Regions from separate parts of the Homo sapiens genome. Here all the other regions are linked to region 2. Evidence: chromatin loops called from intact Hi-C (ENCODE). Cell type or tissue: IMR-90. All regions are shown on one strand.

Evidence for each region. Peaks named below come from ENCODE experiments on the same cell type or tissue, not always from the same donor. Only the 100,000 strongest peaks of a DNase experiment are listed, where the experiment ranks them.
Region 1: a loop joins it to region 2, with 8 times the contacts of the local background. A loop is called at or near these places in 9 of 110 quality-filtered maps.
Region 3: a loop joins it to region 2, with 11 times the contacts of the local background. A loop is called at or near these places in 20 of 110 quality-filtered maps.
Region 4: a loop joins it to region 2, with 15 times the contacts of the local background. A loop is called at or near these places in 99 of 110 quality-filtered maps.

What each region holds. Positions count from the first base shown.
Region 1 is chr4:42,395,906-42,403,905 of GRCh38, forward strand. It overlaps SHISA3 (shisa family member 3), which reads left to right and starts at 1,583. Exons shown (of 2, transcript NM_001080505.3): 1 at 1,583-2,428; 2 at 5,107-6,582. The coding sequence starts at 2,152. The coding sequence ends at 5,546. RefSeq lists silencers at 1,327-1,406, 3,047-3,096 and an enhancer at 1,631-2,520. In IMR-90, no CTCF peak of the experiment used is centred here; no DNase peak of the experiment used is centred here; H3K4me3 peaks cover 3,378 bases; H3K27ac peaks cover 3,183 bases; H3K27me3 peaks cover 227 bases.
Region 2 is chr4:42,278,193-42,286,192 of GRCh38, forward strand. LOC124900697 (a long non-coding RNA gene) reads right to left here. Exons shown (of 2, transcript XR_007058106.1): 2 at 7,631-8,000. Among named protein-coding and RNA genes, the nearest start is that of SHISA3, 120 kb to the right of the region's middle. RefSeq lists enhancers at 6,062-6,201, 7,018-7,519. In IMR-90, CTCF peaks have their summits at 2,359 (motif pointing left) and 3,991 (motif pointing right); a DNase peak (open chromatin) is centred at 3,999; H3K27ac peaks cover 411 bases.
Region 3 is chr4:42,367,948-42,375,947 of GRCh38, forward strand. All of the region lies in intron 1 of LOC105374428 (a long non-coding RNA gene), which reads right to left. Among named protein-coding and RNA genes, the nearest start is that of SHISA3, 26 kb to the right of the region's middle. In IMR-90, a CTCF peak has its summit at 3,690 (motif pointing right); a DNase peak (open chromatin) is centred at 3,714.
Region 4 is chr4:42,515,766-42,523,765 of GRCh38, forward strand. It overlaps ATP8A1 (ATPase phospholipid transporting 8A1), which reads right to left. Exons shown (of 37, transcript NM_006095.2): 22 at 6,395-6,534. Among named protein-coding and RNA genes, the nearest start is that of SHISA3, 120 kb to the left of the region's middle. In IMR-90, a CTCF peak has its summit at 4,257 (motif pointing left); no DNase peak of the experiment used is centred here.

The DNA.
Region 1 (8,000 bases), 120 kb after region 2:
TGTGTTTCTAAGTGACATTTTCCTGTAATTGCTCAGGATATATATACAATTGAAACAACACTCCTAAAAAACAACTAGAGTTAAAAAAAAGATTAAGTCTGGCAAGACCTTTTTTTTGTAAATAAAAAACCCAATATCTAAGAAATTTCTGCAAAACAATTTCCCATATGCTTAAACTATTTAACTAAAAAACTGTTTCATTGTTTGTTATTGAAAGCTCCAACTTAATTTGTTTTTACTTAATAGCTTCGTATTGTCCTAAGAAATATGTAACTCTAAGAGAGCAATAAAGTTAAATATTTACACGGTCCCACTTAACGTGTGAAATGGACATGTATTTTCAGCAGCCACATAACTAAATGCTAATCCCAATACCTAAAATTAGAAATCAGAAGTAATTATTTAATTGGAATATACTTTAACTTAGATAAAAAAAAAAAAAAAAGAAATCGTTTTAATAGGAGATTTTTAAAAAAGTTTCTCCGGAATCGACTCGGTTCATCAGGAAGCTGCGAACGTGATAAATGCGTTTGACCGCGCACCTTGTGTCGCTGGAGCTGAGAACACTTTGTTCCTTTTGTTTCACTCAACTTGCCGACATCTAACTCAGGGACACGGGTATGCAGCTTGTTTGACAAATAAGCCGAGATACACCGAACATATTCACACATACCAATAGACGATGATTGGAAGTTCAGGATGCAGTCAAAATAAATGCTTGCGTTTGGCCCAGGTTTCACATAACACCAGTTTCATAAGGCACTTAGGCCGCTAACGGAGCAGTGCCCCTGAAAATAGCCCACAGGGGACACATCATTTAAATAAATGTGTTTCTTTCCCTGAACAGAAGTTCAGTTCTGCTCAATTATCATTAATTTTGCTCCTTTATTTCCTTTGCGGGCGTGAACGGAGAAGTCGTGCTCTTTGAGGTTTTGCGAGCTGGCCTTGGCTGGCAGAGGTGACCGGCAATCCTTCAGCCGGCGGAAAAAGTGCGAGTGTGTGTGTGTGTGTGCTTGTGAAAATGTGCCGTTCCTCCCAGAAAAAGTGGAAACGTAGGTGGAAAGCTCAGCACATGTTGGCGACACCTAAAAACCATGTTCTCGGTCCTGAACCTTTAGAAGCGGTATCCCAGGAACGAGTCTGAGTCTGTGCAACAGGGCACAGATGATTCGACAAACTTCAATGACTGCACCGCATTCATGCATTATATCCATTGAAAAGTAAATCCAGCGTCTCCACTCGCGCGCCCACGTGCGTGGATAAACGCGGGAATTCGGCAGCCCTCAACGTCACTCTGCAGAGATTTCCGGGCTGTGAGAGAGTTGGGGTGTGCGGCGGGGGAGGGGAGGGTCTGATATCTTCAGGTTGAGAGTCAAGTCCTGGGGGAGCGGCATGGGCGGGGGTGGCCGGGGGGAGGCGGAGGATGGAGCGCGAACCAGAAAGCGCAGAGGACCCTCGGCCCGCGCCGCACCCGCTGTGATTAGCTCCAGAGGCGCGATCCGGGAGGGCGGACTCTTTCTTAACCCTCATTGTCTCCTCCTCCCTCTTCCTTTTTAAAAGACGCCTTGCGGGCAGAGCTGTCAGCAACCCCGCGGCCGTTTGTACTTGGCCGCGGCGGAGCTGACTCCTGCTCCTGTGACAGATAGGGGCTGGGGCTGAGCGGCCGCCTGTCTGGGGTACTCGCACGTGGGGAACAAATTCTTTTCCTCCGGCTCCTCTCGGGACCCGGCGATCGCCACAGGTTGGGACTCTGTGCGGCGCTGGAGTTGGCAGCCCCGGGCGCTATGGCTCCCTTGAGGAGTGGGGAGGGAGGTGGCCGGGGGGTTGGCGCGCCCCTCGCGCGGGGAGCGCTATGAGCCGGGCGAAGGGCGGCAGCGACAGCCCCAGCAACTGCCTCTGCCGGCGCCTCCCGCAGGCCCTCGCCAACTCGCCCCGCGCACCATGCTGACTCCCGGCCTGCGGAACTCGTAGTGCAGCCCCTGTCGCCTCCCCGGCCCCTGCTATCCCACGCAGGACTGGCTTCGGCCGCCGGGGCCAGCAGCTTGCGACGTGTCCCTGGGGAGGCGGAATCGCTGTGCGCCCTGAGCCCGGGCTCAGCCCTTCGCTTTCCAGCTGCGTCCTGCTCCCGGCCGCCCAGGGAGCCCAGTGGCGATGAGGGCACTGCTGGCGCTTTGCCTTCTCCTTGGCTGGCTGCGCTGGGGCCCGGCGGGCGCCCAGCAGTCCGGAGAGTACTGCCACGGCTGGGTGGACGTGCAGGGCAACTACCACGAGGGCTTCCAGTGCCCAGAGGACTTCGACACGCTGGACGCTACCATCTGCTGCGGCTCCTGCGCGCTCCGCTACTGTTGCGCCGCGGCCGACGCCAGGCTGGAGCAGGGCGGCTGCACCAACGACCGCCGCGAACTGGAGCACCCAGGCATCACTGCGCGTAAGTGCGGGGCCCTCGGGGACATATCCCCGCCCGCCTAACGGCGGCGGCTGCATGTGTGCGCGGGAGGATGCACAGACCCAGGCAGGTCTATGCGCCTTCCTGGGTCTGTGCGCCAGGGGGACGCGGCCGGGTGGGGGAATCAAGGGATGAGTGGGTGGTCGCGTTTCAGATCATGGTCCTCTATTCATTTGCAGTCCCGCTTCCCGCCACTTGCGGTCTCTGCGGGTCGGCCCGCAGGGAAAGTTTGCCAGGGACAGTGAGGAGCGCGGGGCTTGTGCCTGGTAGCCGGGGGGAAGACAGCTGGAGCTCCCGGGAGAAGGGTAGTGCGGGTAAAGCCAGGGTAGACTTGGGTTTTGGTGGAGGGGCCGAGGGTGTCCCATTGCTCGCCCTTGTCACTTCGGGAGCTTCGGGAAGTGCCGAATGCAGGGAATCGCGACTCTTGTCGCGCGCTCATTTGCAGCCCTTCAGGGCTAAGAAACCCCAGTCACTTTTTTTTTCTGTCTTAATGATAGCGTTTCTAAGCCACGGCCCCGTTCTGCAGACTTCCTTTCAATTCTCTGCATCGAATTACCCTCTCCGGCCCACCCCCTATTGTCACGCCTTTCAGAAATGCCCAGGTCTTCGAGGTGGAGATTTAGAAACAAGGGTCGAAGGGGCTTCCCCGCCCCCTATTCTCACTTCGGAAAACACGGGTCAAATTTCCGCTGACTTCAGAGCGGAATAAATCACGACCCCAGCAGAGAAAATTTACACCTTGAAAAAAAGTTTTCCACCTGAATCGGAACATCAGGGAAACGCTTTAGAGCTTGAGGCGAGGGTTTTATGGCCAGGGAAACCGGAGAAGCGGGCGGAGCTGAGAGCGGGTGACACCCCAGGACTCCAGAGAGCCGAGGTCTGGAGCCCGCAAGAGAAGGTCGCCGGGAAAGGGAAGAGAGGCTGGAGAGATCATTAAGGGTTCCCCAACGGCCCCTCCCCGCAAACTGATAACCCAGAGGACAGGGGAGTCTGCCCTCCATTAGTGCTCCACTAGAGGGTGAATGTTGGGGGTCAACATTTCCAATCTAGAGGATTCTGGAAGTAGTTCTGGAGAAAAGATGCTCAGCGGAAAGTAGGGAAATCTAGGCCCTCCTGGCCTGTTAGAAAAATATAGACTCTTCCCCACGGCTTCACTCGCTCACCCTGGGGGACCCAGCTGCCCTCTGGGAGTAAGTGCAATTGCCCAGTCTGCAGCACGGGCTTCCTCTGCGCTCCCTACTCGGCTCGGATGCCAGAGGACAGCAGAAGGGAGAGGCAGTCTCCACACTCACTGAGTCTGGGATCAGGCAAACCCTGATGGACCTTGGCTCTGTCACTTGCCGGCGGTGTAACTTGGGCAAGTTACTTAACTGCTCTGGATACCTCTTCTCAGTTCTAAAGTGGGCATATTGCTCTCAAAGGAGTTAAGTTGTTGGTGACGTGAGAGTGTATGAATGCTGGAGCGCAGGGCTCAGTAAATGGTAGTTACTTACCTTTGCCTTGCCTTGCACGCTGGTGCTAGTAAACAAGGGAGAATGGGAGGGACACAGAAGAGCTTACGCCTAGTAGCCCACAAATAATTGATAGTTACCTGTCCCTCACTAGCTCTGTCTGTGGGAATGCGCAAACTTCTCTGATGTATTTCCACATCTGGAAAATGGAGCTTATCATGTCCATCTCACAGGGTCTCCAAGAGACTTTAATCAGATAATGAATAAGAAAGAGCCAGGCACACAGTAGGGACTTAGTCAATGCAGGCTTTCTTTCTTCTACCTGTAAGCTGGAGGCTGCGTCTTAGCACGGCTCTATCAGGGGAGAGACCTGGAGAACTGCCCAAGGGGATGCCTCCGGGCTTGGGAATTTTATGTCTGCCTTGTAGAGAGAGAAGGAAATTGGAGTTTGCTCTGTTTGAGGGATGCTTTTATAGAAAGTCTGGGCCGTGGACACCAAGAATTGCCTGGTGATCTATCTAAAGTTCAGTCTGACTTCCCAGGCTTGGATGGGAATTGAGAGGCACGGCAGCTGGAGTGGGTATTCCAAATCTTTCCTGGAAAGAAGCAGCCAGAGCTGGCAATTTGTGGTGTATGGTAGGAGACACAGTCGATTGGGGCCCTCTGTGAATTTCTTTATACTGTTCTTTCTGGAGTCTCATAAAATCCTGGGTCTGTGTGTAGAGGGGAATCTCATTTAATAGGCCTGGCTCCCTTTGCTTAGACTGGAGATTATTGAATGGGAGATGGATTGCCAGCCTAAGAGAGGGGACAAGTCTCTTACTGCTCACCGTGATCAAACTACTAAAACCTGCATTTAAACCTAGAATTATTTTAACCCCTAAAACTCACCCTTTCCCTCTAGTGCCTGAACAGGAGAACAGATTCCGTTTTTTTTTTCTGACTTCCAGATGTGCAATATGATAGTTAATTGCTAACAGAGGCTACGGTATCCGTTTGCTTCCTCCCTGCTAGGAGTAGCGAGAATATTCCATCATCACGGTTTGCATTGCATTTTGGAGGTTACCATTAACAAGCTCTGAAAAACTGAGCTGACAGCAGTGATAGTAACTGAGTCTCCCACCTCTCAACCCTCAGCTGCCCAAGCAGAGTTCAGAATCTGGGAGATCCTCATCTGAGCATCTGTTTATGTCTGTTTTTGCCTTTTAGAGCCTGTCTACGTCCCCTTTCTCATCGTCGGCTCCATCTTCATTGCGTTCATCATCCTGGGCTCTGTAGTGGCTATTTATTGTTGCACCTGTTTGAGACCCAAGGAGCCCTCGCAGCAGCCAATCCGCTTCTCACTCCGCAGCTATCAGACAGAGACCCTGCCCATGATCCTGACCTCCACCAGCCCCAGGGCACCCTCCCGGCAGTCCAGCACAGCCACGAGCTCCAGCTCCACAGGCGGCTCCATCCGCAGGTTCTCCTTTGCCAGGGCTGAGCCGGGCTGCCTGGTGCCCTCACCGCCCCCGCCATACACCACCAGCCACTCAATCCACCTGGCTCAGCCATCTGGTTTCCTGGTGTCACCCCAGTATTTCGCTTACCCCCTCCAGCAGGAGCCCCCACTGCCTGGGAAGAGCTGTCCAGACTTCAGTTCCAGTTGACACGCCCAGGCCATGAATCCACAACTCAGTCAGATGGCAGACAGGTGGAGCCCTGCTCCCATTGCCACATGCAATTCTGAGAAAATTTCCCTTGTAACTGATCAGTGTCATGGAGGAGCATGCTAGGAAAACACAGCACCTTCTAATTTGAAAGTTCCTGTCTCCAATCACAGAAAGGCTAAACCAGAGAACTGTTTTCTGGTTTTGCAAACATGTGATCATTACATTTCAATCTATGCTACTTTTATTCAAAATATGCAGCAGTTTGACTTTAAAGTTGCAAACTGGCTAAAAACGTTTTACTGGACATTCAGCTATATTGCTTAGAAAAGGGCTACATGTTTCTTTTTCATATAAGTTGTTCATTGAGTTATGATAGGAATATATTCATAAATAAGCAAAGAAAAATACCTAATTGTAATTATCAAAGGTTCACTTAAAAAATTAACTATTAGGTAAACTTAAGGGGGCAGTGAAAAATCTATTTATGATTTCGGGAGTAACCTAACCATGAATAATATTAGCATAATGAGAACATTTACTTTTTAAATAAATAACTAAATTTTGTTTACAATATGAGTTTTTCCAGAATACAAGGTTTCAATAATCACATGAGGAGTTTAAAGTTTTAAATATATACTCAGACATTCATTGTAACACAGAGTGTATGTAAAATCATTTCCCCCACTCACTGGAGGGAGTATTTATTGCAGACTTTTTGTTCAGCAACATTTAGTGTTTCAGTGAAAGTTGGACAGTTGGGGCTTAAAACATTTATTTGTAAAATGAGCTATGTTCAAATGTAAATATTTGTAATTTAATGTATTTACCACATTGACTGTACTAATTATTTAGTAGTCATACTGTAATTTTTATGTTAATAATAACTGGAGTTCAAAGTCTAGCTATTGGTATAATCATCTAATATTATATATATCTCCAGTGCCCCTGAATTTTATGTTTGATGACTATATATTTGGGCATATATCTTGTTGGATTAGAATAAATAAAACACTTTATATTTTCATGAACTCTATTTAAATTTTAATGTGATTCATTTTATCTCTTTAGCGATCCTTCTTTAAAAAAAAGGAAATGTTTTTAACACATACTTCATATTTTAAAATTAAAAAAAAATTCCATATCAGGGCTCGTGAAAGCAGCAAAGGAAGTGAATTTTTATGGAGGTCTCAGTCTACAGCCCTCCGATGTGTTTGGCCTGTAGAGAATTCATCATTAGGACGTTTCTCATAAGAATCTGGATTTCTGGCTTCTCATGACATAGAGGACGTGGCACCAGGGGTCCTGCACTGCCTTGGGGTCAGGTCAATCCTCTTCAGACAGGACACCTGCCATTTGCCAGCCTCCTGCCTGGTCTCCCCACCTGGCCCATCTATTTTTGCTATGCTACCTACCTGGCCCCTGCAGGTGTGGTTTGAAAGCCCAGATTTATAGGAATTCATACTATCATATGTCACTCTCAGTTTTCAAACACAATTAGTTAGAGGCAGAATTCTGTCCTAAGAGAGTTGTTTGGCCTTGTCTCTTCATTTTCTAGTTAAGGAAACAAGTTCAAAGATATTCGGCCTCTGCTCAGTCTAAAGGCAGAGGGGCTCTGACTTCTAGTCTCCTGCTTTATCCTGTATCTAAAAGTGGCCTGACTTCCGGGTATCCCAAATTGTTCAAAATAATTAAGGAAAGAAACAGCTGCATGTAAAAGGATGAACATTTATACACATAATCTTGGGCGCACTCCTATACGATTAGACTAGTTTTATTTATGTTTGTAGTATTTTGGTCCTTTTAATGGTTTTAAGGTTACCTTATTAAAGCTCTTATTATGAGCCAAGCATTAAGTATTAGTATGTATTAACTTATTTTATGCTCTAAACAACCCCAACAGAAAAGTATTACAATTCCTATTTTAAAGATTCGAAAGCTGAGGCACAAAGGAATGAAGCAACTTGCCCAAGGTCCTGCAGCTAGTCTGTACTGGAGTTGATATGCATAAACAAACAGATCCAAACAGCAACGGAAGACCTGCTTTGAGATTTTGATGGTTCTGTGCACAAAATTCATCGGAGATTTTAAGAGCATAAGCCTAAGTTTCGAAGGCAGTGATTCTCAGCCCTGTTGGACCCCAAAATGAGCTCTCCTTAGAACAAATATTTTGTGACATCCCTTTATGAGTCCTAAAATGAAATTTATAGATAACTCACTACACACATAATTTTTAAAAATCAATACAATGCCCCAATGGTGAATAGAAGAAAGAAAGGGAAGTAACTTATTTCTAAATGTAAAGGTTTGGGCAGACTTAAAAAAGACAGATGCTAACCCCTTATTCAAAATCACCATGATGTGACAGCTTCAAATCCAGACGGATGCAGTTGGTAATTCTGGCAACTCAAACACAATCGCACTGATTTCATTAATGTGATTTTTTCCCAGCAA
Region 2 (8,000 bases):
TGGTAAAAAATGGGGTTGCCTTTTGTAAGCCAAATGTCACCTCAAATGCTTCTGACATCAACCTAGATCATACGCAGAGTATTGGATGACTGTATATATACGCTGTATATATAATTGTTTTTCTTCCTTCCAGAATACTCTGAACTTACAGCTTTTCATCTTGGCCAGGAATGAATAATGGTTTCTTAGGAGTATCTTTTTTTCATTTGTTTGTTTCCTTACAAAGGTGATTTTTATGACTATACCACAGAAAGTTCAATATTGCATAACAACAGCAACAAAAAAGCAAGTGAACATTTTGAATTTTCCTTTTTTTTTTGGTTTGGAGCTTAATATAAAGTAAGGAAAAGTTGTAAGAAAAGTTTGCATTTAAATAATGGGGAGGGAACTCTTAATTTGAAGTGTGTAAATGTAGAATTGATGCTGGTGGCTTGGTATTCCAATCTTGATTTGCTGCTAGTTTTCCTCAGTAACTTGGGCTTTTAGTGTGATTTATGCCTAAACTTTTAGAGTAAAATTTATGAACTGCATTAAGTGCTAAGGAAGAAGCATAAAAATCAGCAATTTGAGAGTCTGGAGCAGTGGAGTGCTGTGTACAAATAGGCTAAATGGAAATAATAGGCTAATAGATGCGTTGGAGAAAAGCAAATGGCTTTCTGACATCAAGGAATCAGAGCTTTGGGAAATTCTTTAATTATCGTCTAATTGGCTGGGTGAGATAGTGTTGCGAAAGATGTATGAAATCAAGAAGTGAGAAGTTTCATTTTAAAATGAAACAGGTTTCTGTAGGGGAACGGTGAAATGTATGGCAGGATTTTACTAATGCAATCAATTGGACCAGCGTAGAACATCACAGAAGCCACGTCTTAGGACTTTGCCCAGCAGATGGCAGAAGCGAAGGTTCCAGATCAGGTGCGTGGGCCTGCGGAGCCATGATCTGTCTTCTAAACCCTGCCCCTGTGGCTGCCCAAGCATTATGGGTGGGGGGGCCCGGCCACTTTGCACTTTTGTTCTTGGGCTACATCTTGACTTTTCCCGGTTGTGTGCCCGCGTCCTCTTCTTCCCACGTTCGATCTCCAAGATTCCTCTGCCAGCCATGGGGTCCCCTGGGAGGGTGTCCATGCACTTTTCCTACTGCCTTTTTTCTTTATTCCAGAGCAGTTGCTGTGGACACTCAGCCCTCTTGATTTCTTTTCTATCCAGGAGTGCTAAGAGACAGCAGGAGTGGGGCCTTGGGAGTGGGGGTTATTGTATAAGCCTCCGAGCCAGGAGTTTAACCTTTACCCTTCGCCACAACCCTATGTGGTAGACAGCATTTTCCCTTTGGCTAGATGAAGCAACCGAGGCTCAGGGAGAATCAGGAGCTTGCCGAACGTCCACAGGAAGTTTTCAGAACAGCAATGGACCCTTTTCACTCAATATTTCCTGTAACTCTTGACCCTTCCAAATTTCTGCGGCGTTTAAATTCCCTGGTGTCATGTGGATCCATGACCTCTGGAAAGGGTGGTTACAGGAACTCTAAAGAGGTCTCAGAACATAGAAAACTTTGATGACTCAGGGCAAGGCGAACTCCCCACCCCAGTCCTCCCGGACCAGACAGACAGTGTCTCCATCAGAGTGAGAGAAGCTGCAGAAGGAGCCGCTGCAAGGAGACATTGTGGGTCTCTGAGAGAGGGAGGCCCATATGCCTCACCTTCCGGGGTGGGCTAGGGGCTAGGATCGGGTGGAAATGAAAGCCCAGCTGGTTTTAGAGGGCAGAGACGTCCTGAGGAGCGTGGCTGGTGTGGCTCCCAGTGGGGCCTGGGGCAGCCTCTGCAGCTCAGGAGAGGCCCAAGCCACAGCAGAAGAACCCCAGCCGGAAGGAACCGTGGAGACTCCAGCGAATGTTCCTCCAGACTTCTCAGGTGGCGCAGCTGAGGACAAGCTGGGAAGGGGAATAGCGCAGAGGGAAAGATCCAGACCACAGCTCCTTCCAGTCCGCCTTGCTCTGAATCACGGCTGCTGCCAAATGCAGGACCACAGTTTGCTGACAAAAAAGGGTTCTAGGCAAATGCATAACATTTTAGCATCTTAGGGGGGGCTTAGTAATCCCTGATTAAGAAAATGTCGTCATTACTTGAAAATACCTTTGATCTATCTATCATTACATATATTAAATAAAATTACTGACCTATTAGAAAACCCAGAGTGGTTCTAAATAAATATTTTCATTTTCCAAAGAAGAAAAAAATCAAGTCAGATGCCAGTCTGCAACACTGTGACCCCACATAGCCCAATATGTGCCAATATGTGCCAATATGGTGAAACGAGGAGGAACCATGATTGACTCAGCTAACCTTTCTGCCCCCTAGTGGAATGGGGACTCACTACAGAAATTGAGTTAAGTTAGGGAAACTTCAATTTTTGTAATTATTGACTTATTTATTTTTGAGATAGGGTATTGCTCTGTCGCCCAGGCTGGAGTGCAGTGGTCAAACTCAATTCACTGCAACCTCTGCTTCCTGGGCTCAAGTGATCTTCCCACCTCAACCTCCAGAGTAGCTGGGACTACAGACGTGTACCATCACATTTGGCTCGTTTTAAAATTTTTTGTAGAGGAGGTCTCACTATGCTGCCCAGGCTGGTCTCAAACTGCTGTGCTCAAGTGATCCTCCTGCTTTGGCTTTCCAAAGTCCTGGGATTACCGGCGTGAGCCACCACCTGGCGAGTTAGGGAAACTTTAAAGTTTCGGTTTTAGCGTTTGGGAAGTGAGGAGCGCCTCTGCCCCACCACTGTGCAACCTTGGAAGTGTGAAGTGACAGCCTTGTGTGTGATCTTTTCTGTTTTCCCCAAGTTTGCATTTTCGACATTAAAGTTTACTTTTTAATAAAAAAAAAGTTTTGGTTTTAGGTTTGTGGATGGGGATCTGTACCCTGAAGCAGCATTGACCCCAGGTTTTTCTGCCTCCCCAAACTGCTCATTTCACTGCACCCGGAGGAAGCGGCACTGTTAAATCAAGAAGTCAACATAATTTTAGCAACTGTTATCTCCGTATTATCTAGATGCCTAATATATATTTTTTAAATTGCACTGTTCAAACCCATTTAATTCAAGGTTCATTTTCCCCACTCATTTCCACTCAATTTAATGAGATTTTACTCAGTATTACATTAAGGCAAATCATCAGGGATCCAGGGATCTCTTTTCAAATATTTTCAGTGTCTTAAACAAAAAAGGCACTCTGTAAGTAAAAAATCACGAAGACATGAATGACTTCAAGATAAGGCATACTTCCAGTCATCCCATACATGAGAGCTTCTCACATATGAATCATTCATCTATTTGAAGTGAGTTTTCACACTTCGGGATAACCCAGTTGTTCTCAACCCTCATCATCATACTTGCAAAAAAGAAAGAGTTCAAAGGGCATTTATAGCAAGATTTTGCAGGTGTATGACCCCTGACCTCATAACGACTGAAGCAAAATTTCCAGGAGTTCGTCAGCCTTCATTTTAAGAAGTTACATGACTTGCCTGGGGTCACGTGGCTTGCTGGTGGCCTGAATGGTACTGACTGGACTTTTGCTGTGGTTTGTGAAACCTCAGGGGAAGGGCAGTGAGGATGTTTTGTGGTAGTTTCAGAGATTCACCTTCCCGGCAATAATGGTTCTCACTAGCACAGAACTGTCGGTTTGTGAGGTCTTTTTCTGGTTGAATTCTTCCAGGGTGACTGAGCTGTCGTCTGCCCTGGGGGCTACTCAGCAAGAAATGCATCTTCTCAATGGTTAATAATGTTCATTAAACTTCATCCTGCCCAGCTCTGACTCTGAACAGCAGCACTGGCTTTCGCTCTGACTTGCAAACCAATGCATCTGCTTCTCGCAGAAAATGTACTTAAACGCTGCATATATATCCTGAGAAATTGATGCTTTCCAGAATTCAGCCCGGACAAGAGCAGCCCTAGTTGGCCCTTTTCACCGTGTGTAGATGTGAAAGAGAGAAAATTCCTCTAGAGGGCGCTCGTAGATTCTTCATGAATGGAGTGCTGGTGAAATGCAGTTCTCCACAAATGGCGCAGACTGCACGGGAGCGAAAGGGGATTTATATAAATAGATGGATGTGGATATGCAATTTTTTTCATCTGCAAATAATGCCTCTTTGTTTTTCTTTCTGATCAGCATCAGTGAAAATCATGCACATGTGGGAAAGTGAAATATGGAGGATTTCTTTTTGTTTCCTTTGTGAATGAATAGTGAACCCTCACCTCTAGGGGAGTTTGCTGTAGTTCACTGCAGTGTCATATTTATAATTATCAGGAGAAGGAGGGAAATTAAAAGATTTGACTGCTTTACTCTTCAGCGGTTGAGCTGTCGGCCCTGGGGACATGCCGGGAACTTCATGTTCTGGCTGAGCTCTGTGGAAATCCTGGGGAATGGCTATTTGACCTCTCATTCAGCCACCTGAGGAAATCAGCTTTGGTTAGATCAGATGGACCATAATTGGCTTTGGAGTTGTTAAAGCACACTCTGGGTACACATTTCTCTATGTTTTGAAAAGCGTGTGTTTTCCTTGGATCAGATCAGCATGTAGGGGAGTCAATCACAGCTTGGGTGGGTGGTTGGACTAGAATGCTGTTTCCCAAGACCTGCTCTGCCTCTCAGCCTCCCCCAGTGACAGGGTGCCTGCCTGGCCCCGCTGGGCCCTTCTCTTCCTCCCCTTCCTCCCCTTCCTCCCCTTCCAGCCCAGGATTAGGGAGAGAGGGCTGAGTCTGCAACCTCAGCTTCCTGGGCTCAGGAGATCTTCCCACCTCAACCTCTCGAGTAGCTGGTATAATTTGCAAGGGAGGCATGGGTTTGGGTGATTTTAAGGGTTCTTTTCTTTTCCTTTTTTGAGACAGAGTCTCGCTCTGTCGCCCAGGCTGGAGCGCTATGGCGCGGTCTCGGCTCACTGCAAGCTCCGCCTCCTGGGTTCACGTCATTCTCCTGCCTCAGCCTCCCGAGTAGCTGGGACTACAGGCGCCCGCCACCACGCCCGGCTAATTTTTTGTATTTTTAGTAGAGACGGTTTAACCATGTTAGTCAGGATGGTCTTGATCTACTGACCTCGTGATCCGCCTGCCTCGGTCTCCCAAAGTGCTGGGATTACAGAGGTGAGCCACCGTGCCTGGCCTTAAGGGTTCTTTTCAACCCTTAGGTTCTATGACTCCATGAACGTGTGGATTCTGAAGTGAGAAGAACATAAATATGAATCAGTGTGACTTCAGCCTTGTAAATGGTATAACTGCTTTCCCTGCCTCTAGTCATGCCCCTCCCCAGATCATTCGCCAGCACCAGGATGATCCTTTACAAATGTGCATTGGATTATGGTTTTCTTTTCTGCTAAAAACTCTTCAGTGGCTCCACATTGCCCTTCATGAAAATGTCCAAACTCCTTAGCACACACAACTTACAAGGCTTGTTACAGTCTGTCCTACAACCTCAGCCCTTCCTCCTGGATGACAGGCAGCTCTCCAATGCACACACTCTGTCTCTCTCATTTCCAGGCCCATGCTGCCCCTTATGCCTAGAACACAGCCTCTGGGCTGACTTGCACACTCCTTGCCTGGCTGATGTTTTTCATCCTTTAGGTCTCGGCATAGGTGCTTCTTCCTCTGAGAAGCCTTACCCAACTCTTAAAGACTGAACGAGGTGCCCCTTCTTATGTTATCTTAGCATTCTGTTCTATCCTTAGCCCTGGAGACACAGAGTTTGTTCTTAGAAGCTGAAAGGCGTCCACGAGGATGTCTGGTAGTGCTGTCTGAATGTTCAAGTCCATTGAGAATGAAGTTCAGAAAGTTTTTAATCTACCTGAGAACCCAAACTGCCCATCCGGACGCTCAACCTTGTTAAATCAAGTTTAGTCTAAAGCTGCCTCCTTACATATTTTAAGTTAGGTCTAAAGGTTTCTCTGTACATTATGAACTGTAACAAGTGAAAGTGTAAACAGACCAGAGCCTACACATGTGCCAATCACCCGAGTTTTGGCCAGTCAAATGTAGCTAACTGTTTGAACCTGTTCAAATAAGGCAAATACTGAGCTGTAACCAATCCGGCTGTTTCTGTTCCTCACTTCCGTTTTCTGTACATCACTTTCCTTTTTCTGTCCATAAATCTTCTCCAACATGTGGCTGTGCTGGAGTCTCTGAGCCTAATTGTTCATTGCTCAATTAAACTCCTTTAAATTTAATTCCACTGAAGTTTTTCTTTTATCAGGCAGAACACCAATCCTGGAACCTATTAAATTATCCTAAATTTGGCCTAAGACCACCTCCCATACCTTGAGTATCACTAAGTAATAAACTGCAACCTAACTTAGTATGTAAACAAATGAAAATCCAATGAGGAGTATATTTTATAGCAAATAGCTGGGTGTCCAGCTTCTGCCAATCACAGGCTGCCATCTGAAAGACCACGTCCAAATTAAGCAAACGCCAGGATGTAACCAATCCAGCTGTTTGTGTACCTCACTTCCATTTTTCTGTCTATAAATATTCCCTGCAAAGTGCCCGCTTTGCAGAGGGGGGCTCTCCTAACCTCTTCTGCTTCTGAGGACTGCATGATTTGCGAATCCTTTGCTCAAATAAACTCTATTAAATTTAATCTGTTTAAAGTTTTTCTTTTAATAATCCTCTTCTCTTCTTTTCTTCTCTTTTTTCTAGACAGAGTCTTGCTTTGCTGCCCAGGCTGGAGTGCAGTGGTGCTGGCATGCTCTAGCTCACTGCAACTGCAACCTCCGCCTCCCAGGTTCAAGCGATTCTTGTGCCTCGGCCTCCTGAGTAGCTGGGATTACAGGCAGCACCACCAGGCCTGGCTAATTTTTGTGATTTTTAGTAGAGATGGGGGTTTCACCATGTTGGCCAGGCTGGTCTTGAACCCCTGACCCCAAGTAATCTGCCTGCCTCAGCCTCCCTAAGTGCTGGGATTAGAGGCATGAGCCACTGCACCCAGCCATACAATCCACAGCTTTCTGTCTACATTAGCAGAACTTTGCACCACTCTTCTGTCTTCATTAGCATGACTTTATTTTCCCAGAACCTGCCTATCGAGGCAAATGGATTGATTGTTCGTTACAGGAACTTGCAAAAGACTCTTCCAAACTCTTCAGTGGAAAGCATCAACAGACAATTTGTGCCCTAAATCTCTGAATCCTTTGCTTCCAAATTCTTGCCTTGCTGTTTCCACCAATTCTGGACTGTTCTATTGTTACTGGGGTGTCTCTGTTTTTAGAGCTTCCAAGATGGTGGCAAGCTTCTTGTTCTCTGACCGGGGGTTCTTGGCCTCACGGATTCCAATGAATGGAACCTTGGGCCATGTGGTGAGTGTTATAGCTCTATTAGGAGCCGTGGGTCACGGAAGAGAACTGTGGAACCCAGCTACTAGCGTTCAGCTCGATTAGGACGAACCCTGGGCTCTTAGCCATGCAGGAACAATGGCAAGCCTTTAGCCTGATTGGGAGCAGCAATGGGTGGCTCGCTGGGTCAGGAGCACAGCGGACACCCTGCCAGATCTGCAGAGGTGGAAGTCAGTGGTGGGTCTGCGATGGCGGCAAACAGCAGTGGTGGACAGCGAGCGAAAGCTCAGCTCGAGCCATAACAAACATAGACCAGAAGAGTGTGCAGTTGCAAGATTTAATAGAATGAAAACAGAGCTCCCATACAATGGGAGGGGACGCAATGGGGGTTGCCGTTGCCGGCCCGAATGCCTGGGTTTATATCCCGATCATTGTCCCTCCCCACTGTGCTCTCAGGCGATAGATGATTGGCTATTTCTTTACCTCTTGTTTTTGCCTAATTAGCATTTTAGTGAGCTCTCTTTACTACCTGATTGGTCGGGTGTGAGCTAAGTTGCAAGCCCCGTGTTTAAAGGTGGATGCGGTCACCTTCCCAACTAGGCTTAGGGATTCTTAGTTGGCCTAGGAAATCCAGCTAGTCCTGTCTCTCAGTCCCCCCTCTCAACAGGAAAACCCACATACTATTGGGGATGT
Region 3 (8,000 bases), 90 kb after region 2:
AAAAAAAAAAAAAAAAAAAAAGAAAAAAGAAAAAGAAAGCCAGTGCAACTAATAAGGAACAGGTAAGGTGTAGAGTGATCAGAGGTGATGATGCTGGACACAAGACAGGGGCCAGGTCACGCGGGGCCTGAATGTGTTATTCAAGGCAGGACAGGAAGACAGTGATGGATTTTTTTTTTTTTCCTTGAGAAGAGGGTGAGGAGTCTTGGAGGATCGTCGGGGGTGCGAGATGTCTCATTATGTTGCCCAGCTGGTCTCTAACTCCTAGGCTGAAGCGATCCTCCCACCTCAGCCTCCCGAGTAACTGGGATTACAGGCGTAAGCCACTGCACTGGGCTCTCAGTGACAAGGATTTTGAATCAGCAAGAGATATATTCTTGAATTTTCATTGTCAACACCCATTATGGAGCCATGTGGAAGACAGACCCTAGGACGGGAGCAAGACAGGCTGGGAGGCTGGTTAGGAGCTGCTGCAGAAAGATGATGGGGGCTTGACCAGGCGGCAATGTAAGGGGTGAAAAATGGTCAGATTTAGAATGTAATTTTGAAAGTGGAGTTGATGGATTGGTTGTGGGGTGGGAGAGAAAGAAAGCAAAGAAGACTTCTGCTTTTCCCCCTTCAAGGGTAGGCACAGGAGGCAGTAAAATGTCAAAACAAAAGAAAATATTAAATTTGCCTTATTAGATATCTAAGTAAGATGTCTCATTGAATAAATGAGTCAGGGGAGAGCTCCATGCTGAAAGTCTAATTGGGGTTTACCAGCATATATATGTTATTTAAATCCATGGAAATAAACAGTCATTTGGAGCTGCGCCGTCCAACACAGTAGCTACCAGTAGCTACATTTCCTATGAAAATGTACCATCTGAATTGAGATGTACTGTAAATGTAAAATATATCCTAGCTTACAAAGACTTGGCATAAAAAATGTAAAATATCAGCCGGGCACGGTGACTCACACCTGTAATCCCAGCACTTTGGGAGGCCAAGGCGGGCGGATCACTAGGTCAGGAGTTCGAGACCAGCCTGGCCAACATGGTGACCCCCGTCTCTAAATATACAAAAAATTTGCCAGGCGTGGTGGCATTCGCCTATAATCCTAGCTACTTGGGAGGCTGAGGCAGGAGAATTGCTTGAACCCTAGAGGCGGAAGTTACAGTGAGCCGAGATCGCGACACTGCACTCCAGCCTGGGCGACAGGGCGAGACTCCTTCTCAAAAAACAAACTAACACAGTAAAATATCTCATTAATAGTTTTTAATATTGATTAAAATGTTGAAAAGATAGTACTTTTGATAACCTTGGTTAATAAATATATTATTAAAATTAGGCCAGACGCGATGGCTCACGCCTATAATCCCAGCACTTTGAGAGGCCAAGTTGGGTGGATCACTTGAGTTCAGGAGTTTGAAACCAGCCTGGGCAACATGGCAAAACCCTGTCTGTACAGAAAACACAAAAATTACCTGTGCATGGTGGCACGTGCCTGTAGTCCCAGCTATTAGGGAAGCTGAGGCAGGAGGATTGCTTGAGCCTGGGAAGCAGAGGTTGCAGTCAGTCAAGACCATGCTGAGAGCTGACAACGTGCTAGCAGCCCTGGCTCACTCTTGGCGCTTCCTCGGCCTCGTCTCCGCTCTGGCCGTGCTGGAGGAGCCGGCCAGAGCCGGCTCCCTCTGCTTGCGGGGAGGTATGGAGGGAGAGATGCCAGTTGGAGCCGGGGCTGCGCGGGAAACTCGCGGCCTGCCCGATTCCGGGTGGGCCCGGGATTGGCGGGCCCCGCACTCGTCCCAGCCGGCTGGCGCCTGCTGGGCTTGATCAGGGGACGAGCTCTCTCTGGGCTGCCGCAAAGTTGGGGTTAGGTGCCGCAAAGTCCCGGCTGCGAGTGCCATTGAGAGGTGAAGCTGGCTGGGCTTCTGGGATGGGTGGGCACTTGGAGAACTTTTCTGTCTAGCTAAAGGTTTGTAAATGCACCAATAAGCTCTCTGTGTCTAGCTAAAGGATTGTAAATGCACCAGTCAGCACTCTGTGTCTAGCTAAAGGTTTGTAAATGCACCAATCAGCGCTCTGTGTATAGCTAATCTGGTAGGGGACTTGGGAGAACTTTTGTGTCTAGCTAAAGGATTGTAAATGCACCAATCAGCACTCTGTCAAAATGGACCAATTAGCTCTCTGTAAAATGGACCAATCAGTAGGATGTGGGTGGGGCCAGATAAGGGAATAAAAGCAGGCCACCTGAGCCAGTAGTGGCAACCTGCTGGGTTGCCGTTCCCCACTGTGGAAGCTTTGTTCTTTTGGTCTTTGCACTAAGTCTTGCTGCTGCTCACTTTTTGGGTCTGCGCTGCGTTTAGGAGTTGTAACACTCACCAAGAAAGTCTGCAGCTTCACTCCTGCGGCTAGCGAGACCACGAACCCACTGGAAGGAACAAATAACTCCAGATGCGTCGCCTTTAAGAGCTGTAACACTCACCGTGAAGGTCCGAGGCTTCATTCTTGAAGTCAGCGAGACCAAGAACCCACAAATTCCGGATACAATGCCATTGCACTCCACCCTGAGCTATGGGAGTAAAACCTGAGCAATGGGAGCAAAACCATATCTCAAATAATAATAATACACTAATTAAATTAATCTCACTTGTTCTTTTTTTTTTAAATGTGGCTAGTAGAAAACTAAAAATTACATATGTGGCTCACGTTGCATTTCTACTGGGTAGCGCCTGGCTTTAGACAAAAAGTGAGTATAGTAAAAAAAGAAACTTTTTGAGGATTCAACGGATGGGGCATTCCATGATGTAGCACTTGTGAAGAGGGGGACCTAGGTGTAAAAAGGACTCTAAAGGAAGCAGCCTCAGAGGGAAAACACCGGGGAGGATGTTGTGTTCTGGAAACCAAGTGAAAAAAGAGGGAGCCAGCAGTTCAGAGACTGCTGTAAGGTGATGTACAATGTGGACTGGAAACTGACCGTTGGATTTAGCAATGTGGAAGTTGTTGGTGTCCTTGTTGGTTTCAGTGTGTATGTATGTGGGAGGGCGGGGTGGGAATAGGAATGGCATGAAAAACTCATCAGAGTTGACTAAAAAGGGAATTTAGGTAGGGATTAGAGCATCAGTTATAGAAATTTGGCCCTCCAGAGGAGCAGAATAATGGAGGTGCCAAGGAATAGGGGTTCAAGGGAAATATTGTTTGTTTAAGGGAAACATATATTTTAAAGTAGCTACTTTTTATTCTCTATTAAGATTTTGACCTAAGTAAATCATCTTGCAAATATCTATTAGCTCACAGGCATCTTCTATTTTATTTTATCAGAAATAAGAAATGCTAAGAATTTTAAAGGAGTACCCGTATTTGGTTTGGCCCACAAAATCATTGTGAACAAAGTGGTCTAGGATTACAAAAATCTGTTTTTAGGGTTACTAACATTACTACCACAATGGATTGCACACAGTTCCCTAAAACATAGAACTGTGACATTATCTGTGTTGCAGGGCAAGTGTGTGAAATTCCTGAACTTTGGAATAGAACATAAATGCCAGACTTCTTGTATTACATTTTGATGAATCATCATATCTTATTAATCTTAACAGTACTTAGTGTAGCTCATGGCACATAAAAAGTGCTTAATATAATTGAATGAATGAAGACAATCTCAGCATCTGAAATACCAAAGAGCCTAGCAGTACCCAAGAATTCACCAACAGATGGCACCATGCTGTTTCCCATAAGAGCTTATATAGAAACAATGTTAATATGACATTCAGTTCCAATTTCAAGTGCTGGTTAGGGGTAGAAATGGAATCCTCAAGAATATATTTTACTACTTTAAATTTTATAGCTGAATTATTAAAGCATGTTCATATGTTTTTTTTTTCTTATAAATAGCTAAATTATCTAAGGCCCTTTCCTTAGGTCAGAGCTTGAAAAGAAAATGAGATTGATTTGTAGATCAGATAAAGAAAATACCCACAGGTTATTATTATTAAAATATTTGTGAATACTAAGAAGTCGAGTTGCACAATCCATTCTCCCTGAGAGATTAAACTCCTTCAATGGCAGTAAAAACAAGGATGTTTTGCATACATCAGAGCACGGGCATGATGCTTTAGAGAGCAAATGTTGCATTTTGCAGTTCCAGTGTAGACTGGAGGTGACAAGGACCAACCTAAACACTCAGTGTGCTAGACAAACCAATATGGTCTTCACATACCATGTGTAAAATATTCCCTGGAGGGCCACATGTAAATAGAGCTCCCACTGTGACCCTCATTACCTTTTCTGTAGAAGTAATTATGACTTTCATAATTTTCTATGCCCTTTATTTAACCTGCAGGTCTGAGAAGTGGATGGATGTGTTTTAAGACAACAGTGTGGTGAAAAGGCCACAGCTTGGCAGCTCCTATAGCATGGAGAGTCACACACAGGATAGACAGGGCAACAGCCGTGGCATGAGCAACCTTACAGTATTAATCATTTACTTAACCATTTGAGAAGAGTGCCTGCTGCCACTTTATCTATCTAATCTATCTATCTATCTATCTATCTATCTATCTATCTATCTATCTATCATCTATCTATCTATCTATCATCTTTTTTTTTTTTGTTTTTTGAGATGGAGTCTCACTCTATCGCCCAGTCTGGAGTGCAATGGCGCGATCTCAGCTCACTGCAACTTCCACCTGTTGGGTTCAAGCAGTTCTCCTGCCTCAGCCTCCTGAGTAGCTGGGACAACCGGCACGCACCACCATGCCTGGCTAATTTTTTGTATTTTTTAGTAAAGAAGGGGTTTCACCGTGTTAGCCAAGATGGTCTCTATTTCCTGACCTCGTGATCCACCCGCCTCAGCCTCCCAAAGTGCTGGGATTACAGGCGTGAGCCACCACGCGTGGCCCTATCTATGTTATCTATGTACCTATGTATCTATCTAATCTATTTAGTCTCATCATGAAGTCTCTATCTCAGATGCAGATACAATCTGCAGATAAATGCAACTGGCCAAAGCTAAGAAAGTAGGTGCTTTTGAATTGGCTGGCCCTGCCACAATGGAGCAAGACAGGAGATACCCAGAGTTCCTGGTCCCTCCTTGCTCTCTCTTCCTTTGTGAGCCTGGTGACTGAGGTTTCAGGAAAACTCAAGCAGGGCCAGTCTGGGCCCCCATGGAGGGTTAGTAAGGTCTACTTAGGTACTGGTATTGTGTCCGGGATTGGTTCCTTCTGGTGAGTTCTTGGTCTCGCTGACTTCAAGAATGAAGCCGCAGACCCTCGCGGTGAATGCTACGGTTCTTAAAGATGGTGTGTCAGGAGTTTGTTTCTTCAGATGTGTCGGGAGTTTCTTCCTCTAGTGGGTTTGTGGTCTTGCTGACTTCAGGAATGAGGCTGCATACCTTCACAGTGTGTTACAGCTCTTAAAGATGGGTGTGTCTGGGCCGGGCAAGGTGGCTCACACCTGTAATCCCAGCACTTTGGGAGGCCGAGGCGGGCAGATCATGAGGTCAGGAGATCGAGACCATCCTGGCTAACACAAACCCCGTCTCTACTAAAAATACAAAAATTAGCCAGGCGTGGTGGCGGGCGCCTGTAGTCCCAGCTACTCGGGAGGCTGAGGCAGGAGAATTGCGTGAACCTGGGAGGCGGAGCTTGCGGTGAGTAGAGATCATGCCACTGCACTCCAGCCTGGGTGACAAAGCAAGACTCCCTCTCAAAAAAAAAAAAAAAAAAAAGATGGTGTGTCTGGAGTTTGTTCCTTCAGATGTTCAGATGTGTCCAGAGTTTCTTCCTTCCAGTGGGTTCGTGGTCTTGCTGACTTCAGGAATGACAGACCCTCCCTGTGAGTGTTAAAACTCGTAAAGGTAGTGTGGACCCAAAGAGTGAGCAGCAGCAAGATTTATTATGAAAAGCAAAAGAACAAATACCTTCCACAGCGTGGAAGGCGACCCGAGTGGGTCACTGGCTGCTGACTGGGGTGGCCAGCTTTTATTCCCTTATCTGGCCCCACCCACATCCTGCTGATTGGCCCATTTTACAGAGTGCTGATTGGTCCATTTTTACAGAGTGCTGATTGGTGCATCTACAAACCTTTAGCTAGACACAGAGCCCTGATTGGTGTGTTTACAATCCTTTAGCTAAACAGAAAAGTTCTCCAAGTCCCCACCTGACCCAGAAGCCCAGCTGGCTTCATCTCTCAGTATGTGTGATATAGCACATACTTTGCCAGTAGGGTTATCAGTGAATTTCTTGAGACTAACACCACTCTGAACTTTCAAATGTATGCCCATAAATGACTAAACATTTAAATGATGGCTTAGATATTCTCTCCATGTTCTCTTCTACCTGAGTACACTCCTCAATTGCCTTTGTGGGCTTTGCCTATCTTTCTTTTATTGGGGGCCCACCCAGGGATTGGTCACCAGTCTACTCTAATTCACCCATTGACTAAGTTGCTATGAAGATTCTAGCCTTCTTTCCTGAGCTACCACCTCCTCTCTCTAGCACCTGAACCTCTCTTCCTAAGTGTTCCATTAGTATTTCAAATGCAGTATACATGAGGGAAAAACACCTCATCATTCACTTCCCGCACCTACTGCTTTTTTGAATTGACCTTTCTTGTGTACGCACTGTATTTGAAAGGTTTCCAGTATCATATTTTTACTTTAAAAAAGACCATAACTTAGGTAAGTTAAGATGCATAATTATAAAACAGATACTCATGAAGACTTCCCTCAACTTTGGAATGAACACATTAACCAATATGATTGCATCTGTGTAGAGCTTCACTCCCTCAACCTTTTGACTCCTTCTCATAGCATATTAGTTTCCTATTGCCTCTGTAACAAATTCCCACAAATTTAATGGCTTAAAACTGCAGAAATTTATTATCTTGCAGTACTGGAGAGCAGAAGTGTAAAGTGGGTCAGCAGGGCTGCATTCCTTCTGGGGGCTCTGGAGTTTATATGTGGGGGAGAAGCCATTTCCTTGCCTTTTCTAGCTTTCCAGGCTGAAGCATTCCTTGGCTCATTGCCCCTTCCGCCATCTTCAAAGCCAGCATCACATCTTCAAATCGCTCTTTCTCTATCTCTGACCTTTGCTTCTGAAACAAGCCCAGTTTTCCCATAGAACTGATGTTTATGGTTTCTTTTGAATAAACATAGAAATTGACCCTCCCAGTCTTAAAACTTGCGAAAGTTACATTTTTCTCACCTGCGTTGCTTTCTCAGGAAACCAAGCATCAGGCCTCCCAGATAATATCAGGGAGCTGAAATTGACCAAATCACTGCATCTGGACAATGAAACGCCAGACCCCCCACCTGTGATGGTTGCCTGACCAACCACCTGCTGCCTGTTGACAACTTCTTCCTTACCTCTCCCTAATTCCTGTTTTCCATACATGCTTACATTTCTTCCCTGCTATATAAACCCCTAATTTTAGTCGGTCAGGAAGATAGATTTCAGGCTCTCATTTCCCATCTCTTTGGGATGGATTTGGATTTGGACCTATCAGGAGATGGACTTCACACTGATCTCCTGTCTCCTTGGCTGCAGCACCCAATTAAAACCTTTTTCCCTGGCAATATTCATTGTCTCAGTGATTGGCTTTTTGTGTGGTGAGCAGCAGGACCTAGACTGAACCCCCAGCATTTCAGTAACACTTGCATGATCATCTATCCTCTCTGACTCTGACCATCCTGCCTCCCTCTTAGATTACAATGGGTTCACCCATGTAATCCAGGATAATCCTCCCATCTCAAGATCCTTAACTTAATCACATATGCAATGTCCGTTTGCCATGTAAGGTAACATAGTCACAAGTTCTGGGGATTTGGACATGGACATCTTTGGAGAGTCATTATTCTCTTACTACACATAGTAATTACCACTATCCTGAATTGTGTTACAATTTCTTTGTTTAAGATAGCATCGCCAAATAGGGATGTATCTTAACATTTTATTATTACCTTTTGTTTTAGAACTTCATAAAAATGATAAAATATATTATGTAATCTTCTATCTGCT
Region 4 (8,000 bases), 240 kb after region 2:
AGAGCCTAGAACAGAACCTGCCACGCAGCGGTGCTCAGATATTTGTTGCTGAATCTTTCCAACCCATGATTTTCTCACATTTATATATCAAGTAACTTTGAAGACAGGTTTTATAAATGAACGAATCTAAACTTCTAAAGAATGCCTTCTGTAAAATTATTGGCTTCTTTTCTAACATACCCCTAAATTAATCCTTAGTGATAGCACATTTGATACCAGTGCCTTCAATGCATGGAAAGCATGAACTAGATTTGTTAATAGGGGGCAGGCTTTCATTAAGCAAGTACTTATTAAGCTCCAACTTCTGAATTAATTATTTAAATGAATAATTCATTTATTCATCAAATATTTATTGAGTGGTTAACATAGGCTAGTCAGTCAAGCGCTGGAGACACAGTGATAAATATGATAAACACAGTCCCTGCTTTCGTGAAACTTCAATCTAGTGGATGACATACATCAATCACAAACTACAAAATGCACATAAAACACAACATTGCTATCTGATCAAAAAAGGCTTGACAGCAGAGTTACAGTGTTCTGAGTTTACTCTTAAGCTCAGAAATGATCCTCTAACCCATAACCTATTTTAGAAAAACTTGAACAGATAAAAGCATTGGATAAGTTTCCATTAAAAAAAAAAGTTTCCCAATCCACGCATCATAATAAGAGAAAAATAAAAATCTTATCACCAGGGAAATACTGCTTTAATCAGTGATGAATCTAGGCAGGTATTATAGCTTACGCTGTTTTCTGTAATTCTCAAGATAAATGATTTACTTTCAGAAACACAGAAATTATTAGTAGGTAATCTATGCAGTACTAAAGACATAATTGTATTTTTCTATTGAAGCAAATAAATATTAAACATTTTCAAAAAATTATGTATTCCACGAAGGCACGCCTTCATATTTCAAACAATGGTTTAATTATAAAATAAGGAAGAAAGACCAGAGACTTCTATACTATTAATTTTCAAAGGAATCTAGTAGCATAGTATGAATATGAGACAAAACATAATTTATGTGTCTTAGAAATAAGTTAGAATAAAAGTAAACAAATTTTAACAAAGAATAGAAGCTCAGACCAAAAAGAAGTGATATCACCCTGGCTCCTGATATATTAAAGTGACAGATCAAAGGTGAGAAATTTCAGAGAAACCCCTGCCAATGAAACAAGGAACTTCATAATTATTCTGTTATTTACAATTCTTCTTGAGGAAATACAAAATTTTAATTTAAAAACCTGATTTAGGCCAGGCACGGTGGCTCAGGCCTGTAATCCCAGCACTTTGGGAGGCCAAGGGGGGGTGGATCACGAGGTCAGGAGATCGAGACCATCCTGGCCAACATGGTGAAACCCCGTCTCTACTAAAAATACAAAAATTTGGCTGGGTGTGGTGGCGGGCGCCTGTAGTCCCAGCTATTCAGGAGGCTGAGGGAGGAGAATCGCTTGAACCCAGGAGGCGGAGGTTGCACTGAGCCGACACTGCACTTTAGCCTGGCAACAGAGTGAGACTCCGTCTCAAAAAAAAAAAAAAAAAACAAATTCTGATTTAAAAAATATAGGCTGACACTATAAGTGGTTTCCCAATCTAAAATTATGAGTCCTAATATGTTGACTACCTTTCAAAAGAACGAGGGTGAGATAAAACAGGTCAAGTTTGTTGTCTAAAGAATGAGACCACTGTAAATTCTCTCAAGTGGTGACAAAAAGAGACTAAGAGGTGTTACTGTCCACAATGCCCAATGTGAACCTGCAATTCTTCGCAAAGTGAGTCAAGACAACTGAAATATCCCATATGATAATCCCATCTGCATTCTAACCATGTGAGCTTTCTTATTCCTGAACAAGTTAGGCCTTCCTACTAATCAATGTCACCTCTTGATTTATTTAGTAACAGCAAAAGAAAAAATAAACAAAATAGATGTGTCGGCAACTGATTCGTGAAACAACTCTCAGTGTTAAAATTTTTAGAAATGTCCTGAAAAGCTTACCATATGAATGCAAGTATTGGAGCTCAAACAGTACAGTTTTGGAACAGAGCTGATAATTATATTTTATAGATAGATTTAAAAGTCCTAAATCCTCTCATCTCGAGATGACTGTCAATAGGGATAACAATAGCCGGTGGGCTTTTTCACTTTCCATATCCTCCTTCCCATAGTGTTCCCCAAGAGTGAAGGCAGCACATTCTAGTGCTCAGTGTGCTGGGTAGTAACATACCTGAGTAACTAAGCATCACAACCAAAGGATAAATGCCTTGTTGTATATTTTTGGTCTATTTGGATATTTTTTTCAGCTTATGCTAGGAGTTACACTACCCAAAGGAATAAGGATTCAACTTAGTTTTAAAAACTGAATTACCAGTTTGAACAAACATTGGAGGAACAAGAGGCAGAGAGCAGCATTTAAAAGTATAACCTTAATCCTATTATAACATTTCCTCTTATTTTGTACTAAATTATTATTTTAGGAAAAACTTTACAAATCTTTTACATTTTGAATGTTGTGAATATAATACTACCATTAATGTGGCAATGACATATCAATTCAAATATGTTCAGAAACATCTTGCATACGGGCACAATGATGTACTGATCTTTTGAGGAATTTGTTTTCTAAAAGTCCACATACAAATGTAATACATGGTTTTCAAACTGTGCTTAGTGGATCCTCAGAGTCACAACAAGCCCTGCCTGGAGCACCCACGAGGGCAAGGTGGAGGCTGAGGGGAAAGCCAGTTTGGATCTCCTCTCTACTCTTACTCCAGCCAAAGCAGTCCTGCTTTCGTCAATTATATATATTATGATTCAGGCAATGTTTGCTTGGAAAATTCTGTTCTTAAAAAATAAAAGATGTGAAAACGACCCTCACAGTTTAAAGATTCACTGTCTGACATGCTAAGTCCAATAATGACATGCTAAGTCCAATATTATGGTCTACGTAAAAATAGATTCCAATCACATAAAAAATAGATTGCATAAACAGCATGTCTCAGTTAAAGCAGGTAAGGAAGAAGACAATGGATGAACCCTAGGACTGTATTTGCTCAATTTAAAGCCAGGGTAACATTCTGGAAGAATCTGTGGTCTGACACGCTGAAACTTGCCTCACTAGAGTGGTTTTAATGGCAGTAAATCACAACTTCTGAACCCTAATCCCAGCTGATTTTAACAAAGAATAGAATCTGAGATCAAGAAAGAAGTGATATAACCCTGGCTCTCTATATTAAAAATCCTACAGTCCTCCTATGATCACAGTTAATGGAAACACTTCAGAAAAACAGCTTGGTCACAAAGATCCCTGTGTTATTTATATATTTATTTATTTTTACCTTGAGACAGGGTCTCACTCTGTCACCCAGGCTGGAGTGCAGTGGTACTTTCACAGCTCACAGCAGCCTCAGTCTCCTGGGCTCAGGCAATTCTCCCTGCCTTAGGCCTCCTGAGTAGCTGGGACCACAGGTGCATGCTACCACATCCAGCTAATTTTTAAAAATTATTTACAGAGATGGAGTCTCCCCCTATGTTCCCCCAGGCTGGTCTCAAACTCCTGGGCTCAATGATCCTCCCACCTTGGTCTCCCAAAATACTGGGATTACAGGTGTGAGCCATCACATCTGTTCTATTTTGTCTATTCTTTTTCCCTACAATGATGTCTGCTCTCCTCCAACTGGTAAAATAATCCTTGGAGGCCCATTTCAAAAATTACCACCTCTCCAAAAGCTTCCTTCAGGTCAAATTTGTGGGCCACCTTTTTGGGTTCCTTAAGATTTCTTCATTTAGGGAATTTGCTCAGACCGTGGTACCCAGAGGGCCACAGTCTCATTTGCTTGTGCATGAGCATGTAAACATGAACTGCTTGATGAAAGTTATTTAAATAGATCACCAAATGAAGCTCCAGTTTCAGGAGTAGAGATGGACACAGAATCAGTCTTCATTTGGAGCAGGCTGGCTGAGTAAATGACCCAATCTCTTAATCTTTCCGGATCTTAGATTTTCAACAACAGAGAGCATGGCTTACTATGAAGTGAAGACAAATTAGTTATAAATTCCCGTTTTCATTTATTTTAGGTAAAAAACAGTCATAAGGGAGGTTTCTGTCATCTGTAAACTATATGTAGTTTACATGGATGCATATAGACACATATATAGATGCATGTGTATATGTGTATACACACACTCTCCCCACTTTTAATGGAGTGCCTCAGTCAACTTAAATTTTAATGTAGCTCATGATCGCCATCTGCTGGGAAAACGTTGAACATCTAGTTCAGTTAAAAGCTGGAGGTTGCAAGGCTTTTAATCAGTTATTAAAAGAACAAGAAACAAAACTGTTAAACCTAGAAAATCTAATCTATAAAAAACTCTAGGGCATCCAGAGAGTAAGGATATTAGGTACATTAAACATTCTACTCTAGAACTGAAGTTGTACTTCAAGTGGAAACAATTTAATATGTTTAGAATCCATTTTCAAATAGATTTTTTTATTCTGACATTACATATTAATTCTGTCTCATGAGGATTATAAGGCAAGGCAAGGCTGCCTTATATTCAGAGACAGGAAAAACATCATTTCCAAACTGGATTTTTTTTTTTTAATTCTTAAAAGAGTAACAGAAGCAAAGATTAAAAATCAATAGCACTAATGCTTTAAGATATGTGACTTTAGTTGGGCAGATTAAAAGAGATTGTGATTATGGCCTCAGATTATTTTATTTTACTACATAAATGCCCCAAAGACATAATCATATATAAATATGTTAGGAAATGGAGAGCGAGAAGGTGGAGGGAGTGGGGAGGGAAGAAGTGGGGAAGATAGGCAAGAGAGACATTGAAATAAGTCAACTGATAACAAGTCTCCTGGTGTGTGTATACCTATAACATTTAGGGTGGGAGTATCATGCTGGAAGACACCATACATGCTATCCCATGTCTTTTCATAAGTAAGCAGAATAAAAAGTTCAAATATAAGGAGGAGATATCTAGATATATCTACATATCTATCTCTATATATACAGGTATGATATATGTGAGCTTATATTTATATTTAGGTATCTTCCCCTTACAAAATACAAAGGCTATATGAGAAACAATCACCTTCCATAAAAAGTGATAATCTGTTGAGGAGACAGGACACCAATATCTCGAGTTGCATATGGTAACCTTGTGCAATAAAGAAAACCATCTGCAGCTAGAACATGGCATCCCCACATTACATAAAGGGAGGGGACGTGAGGAGCAGAGGGGGGAAATAGTCCAGGGAGGTACTGGTGGCACCAGCCACCTTTCAAGACAGAGGCACGACGAAGTACACAGTTCGATAGAGAGGAAAGAAGAACAAAGTATCAGCCTTTACTTACCTGGAGAAAAGATCAAGTAAACCGCAGCGGACAGGCTAGTTTGATTCTATGCAATACAAACATGAGTGCTATTGAAGAGTTATCTAATGGCAAGCTAGAGGTTAGAATGAAGTCACTTGAATGATTTAGAGCATGAATACTGGAGGAAGAGTGAGGATTCTGGCTCCCCCTATTAGAAGCTGTGTACTCTCAGCCAAATTACTTACCCTCTCTGTTACCTTGGATTCTTCATCTATAAGACAGGAATAATTAGCACCTCAAAGGGATGTTGTGAGGACTAGATTAATAGATGAAAGTGCTATGAACAGCACCTGGCACACGGCAAGAGCTACACAAAAATGTTTTCTTAATTAAGGAAGCAAGATTCTTGCTATTTATACAGCATCGATCATAATGTATCCATCACTTTCTGGCTTAATAGCCTTGGTTTCTTTATCTGTAAAATGAGGACATTTACAGCTGTGACAGAAATAATACAGGTATATGTTTGTCACAATGGTTTCTTTATCTGTAAAATGAGAACATTTACAGCTGCGACAGAAATAATACAGGTATATGTTTGTCACAATGACTGGACAAGTGTAAGCACTGGATTACTCTCATATATATTATCAGCTATGCAAGCTGTGTGATTACAGTACTATTTTATATTGCATTGCATATTATAGTTATTAACTCAAAGCACACATGTCATGTATGTAATGTGTGCGTGTGTGTAGGGGCATGTTCCATATCCTCAGAGATCCAGAAACTGAAATACATTGGCAAGGAGATTGCCAGACTGGCCAAACCTTGATCCAAAATTGTGAAAAGAGTGAAGATCTATACAAAGTAATGTCTAACCCCAAAGGCTTCTCAGCAATATTTTAATGCATATTAATACTTGTTAATGCTTAGATGATGAGAGGGTATTCAATAGTGAATGGTATGTCAAGATATTTTGATTTTTATTCCATTGGTTCCTTGAATAAAGATCAAAACTATCTGGAAACCAAACCCTCTGTATGATCAACAGAATCATCCACGTACCTTTTCAATCAACTCATAACTCTCTTCGAGTTTGAGTAGCCTGTTCTGCACAGATGTAGATGCTCGCTGATAGACTGCTCGCCACTCCTGAAAGTCGCTCTCTGAAATCTCAGCCACAGCAAAACATAAAGTTCTTAACCCTGAAAAAGATAGCATACATCACCCCAACACACCAAAGATTTTCTTCAGAAGTCTGAGGTTTCTGTTTTTATTTCACAAAGTCCCATTTTGAAAAAAGTGATTCCATACAAACAATATGATGAAGTCCAATTAAATTATGACAAAAACTTAGTATAAAATGTAGATTAATGTTCCCCTGGTCTTTAAAATTGGTACCCTGCTTCTAATTCCCAACCCTTTTAATCCATCTTCCATGCATAGTGTGGCGTTTCTAAAATCTGAATCTTATCAAGCAGTTCTTTGCTTCGAATCTTCCAATTTTTCCCCAGGACAAAATTTAAGCCCCAAAGCACGGCTTATACATGTTTCATCAGGTGCCTTCACTCTCATTCCCTGCCATTCACTTCCCACATAGGGGGGTCTTTGCACATGCTGGTAACTTTTTCTCCATTCTGCTTTTCCCAACGACTGCCCACTGTCTGCCTTGCAAGCAGTTTAAGACTCAGCTCTGAAAATCAGCTCTTTGATGCACCCTCCTCTCACCTAGATACCAAAGGCAGTAACACTCCTACAGCGTGAGTGACAATGTTTTACAGTTTTTCTTGTGTGTCTCCTCTATTAAAGCACTTGGAAAGCAGGGACCCAGAGTTCTTCAGTACCAAGCATAGTGGCTGACTTATTATAGAGGCCTCACAGATGTTTACAAAGGAAGAGAGACCCTGGTGGGGTCTACTGGGAAAGCCACCTTCCTCTTACTAGGATATATGACTGCATTTATTACTATTCTTTGTCATCATAAATCTGTAGTTTAAAAGTCTAAGTATAGTTGAGGGATAGTGGCAAAAAAGAACTGCCAGCAGATATACCCCGGGAAAACAATCAAAGCTGATATGTAAAGTGACCCACCCTGTGTCTGGTGCCTGCCAATTTCGTAACTCACATCTCTCTCAGCCAGAAAAGAGTAGATGCATTGGAAGAAAGGAGAGGCCAAAACACTTGTCAGCTACCCAAGGAAGCAGTTAGATATCTAGGTTCACAAGAAGACAACGCCCTCACTCCAGGTCATTTAACTCTTAGAATGACTAGGACCAGATGCTAGGCTTAGTGATCTCAAGACAAAATGTGTTTAAGGGAACACATCAGAAGTAAGAAGCAAGGAACATACAAAGTTCCCAGAGAACTCTACCTTCCAAGAAAGGGTGGTGTATTGCCAGATCACTGAGAGTGGAACTTAAATCCCTGAGGCCATCTTAGGACATGTTTTTCTCTCTTGGAAACTTGGCTGGAAAACTTACTGGAGGGTAGTCATGGGGAGAAGTGTCATCCAGCCCAGGGACAGAAAGAATAGGGTAGAGGTGGGGGCCAAACCATTAAAATCTATGAGTTGAGTATCTTTAACATCACATCTAGAGAGGAGAAAGATGCCCTCAGCTCTCCTCCAAAACAAAAAGAACCTGTGTTGTATGCTGGGTAGGTTGCACCTGCC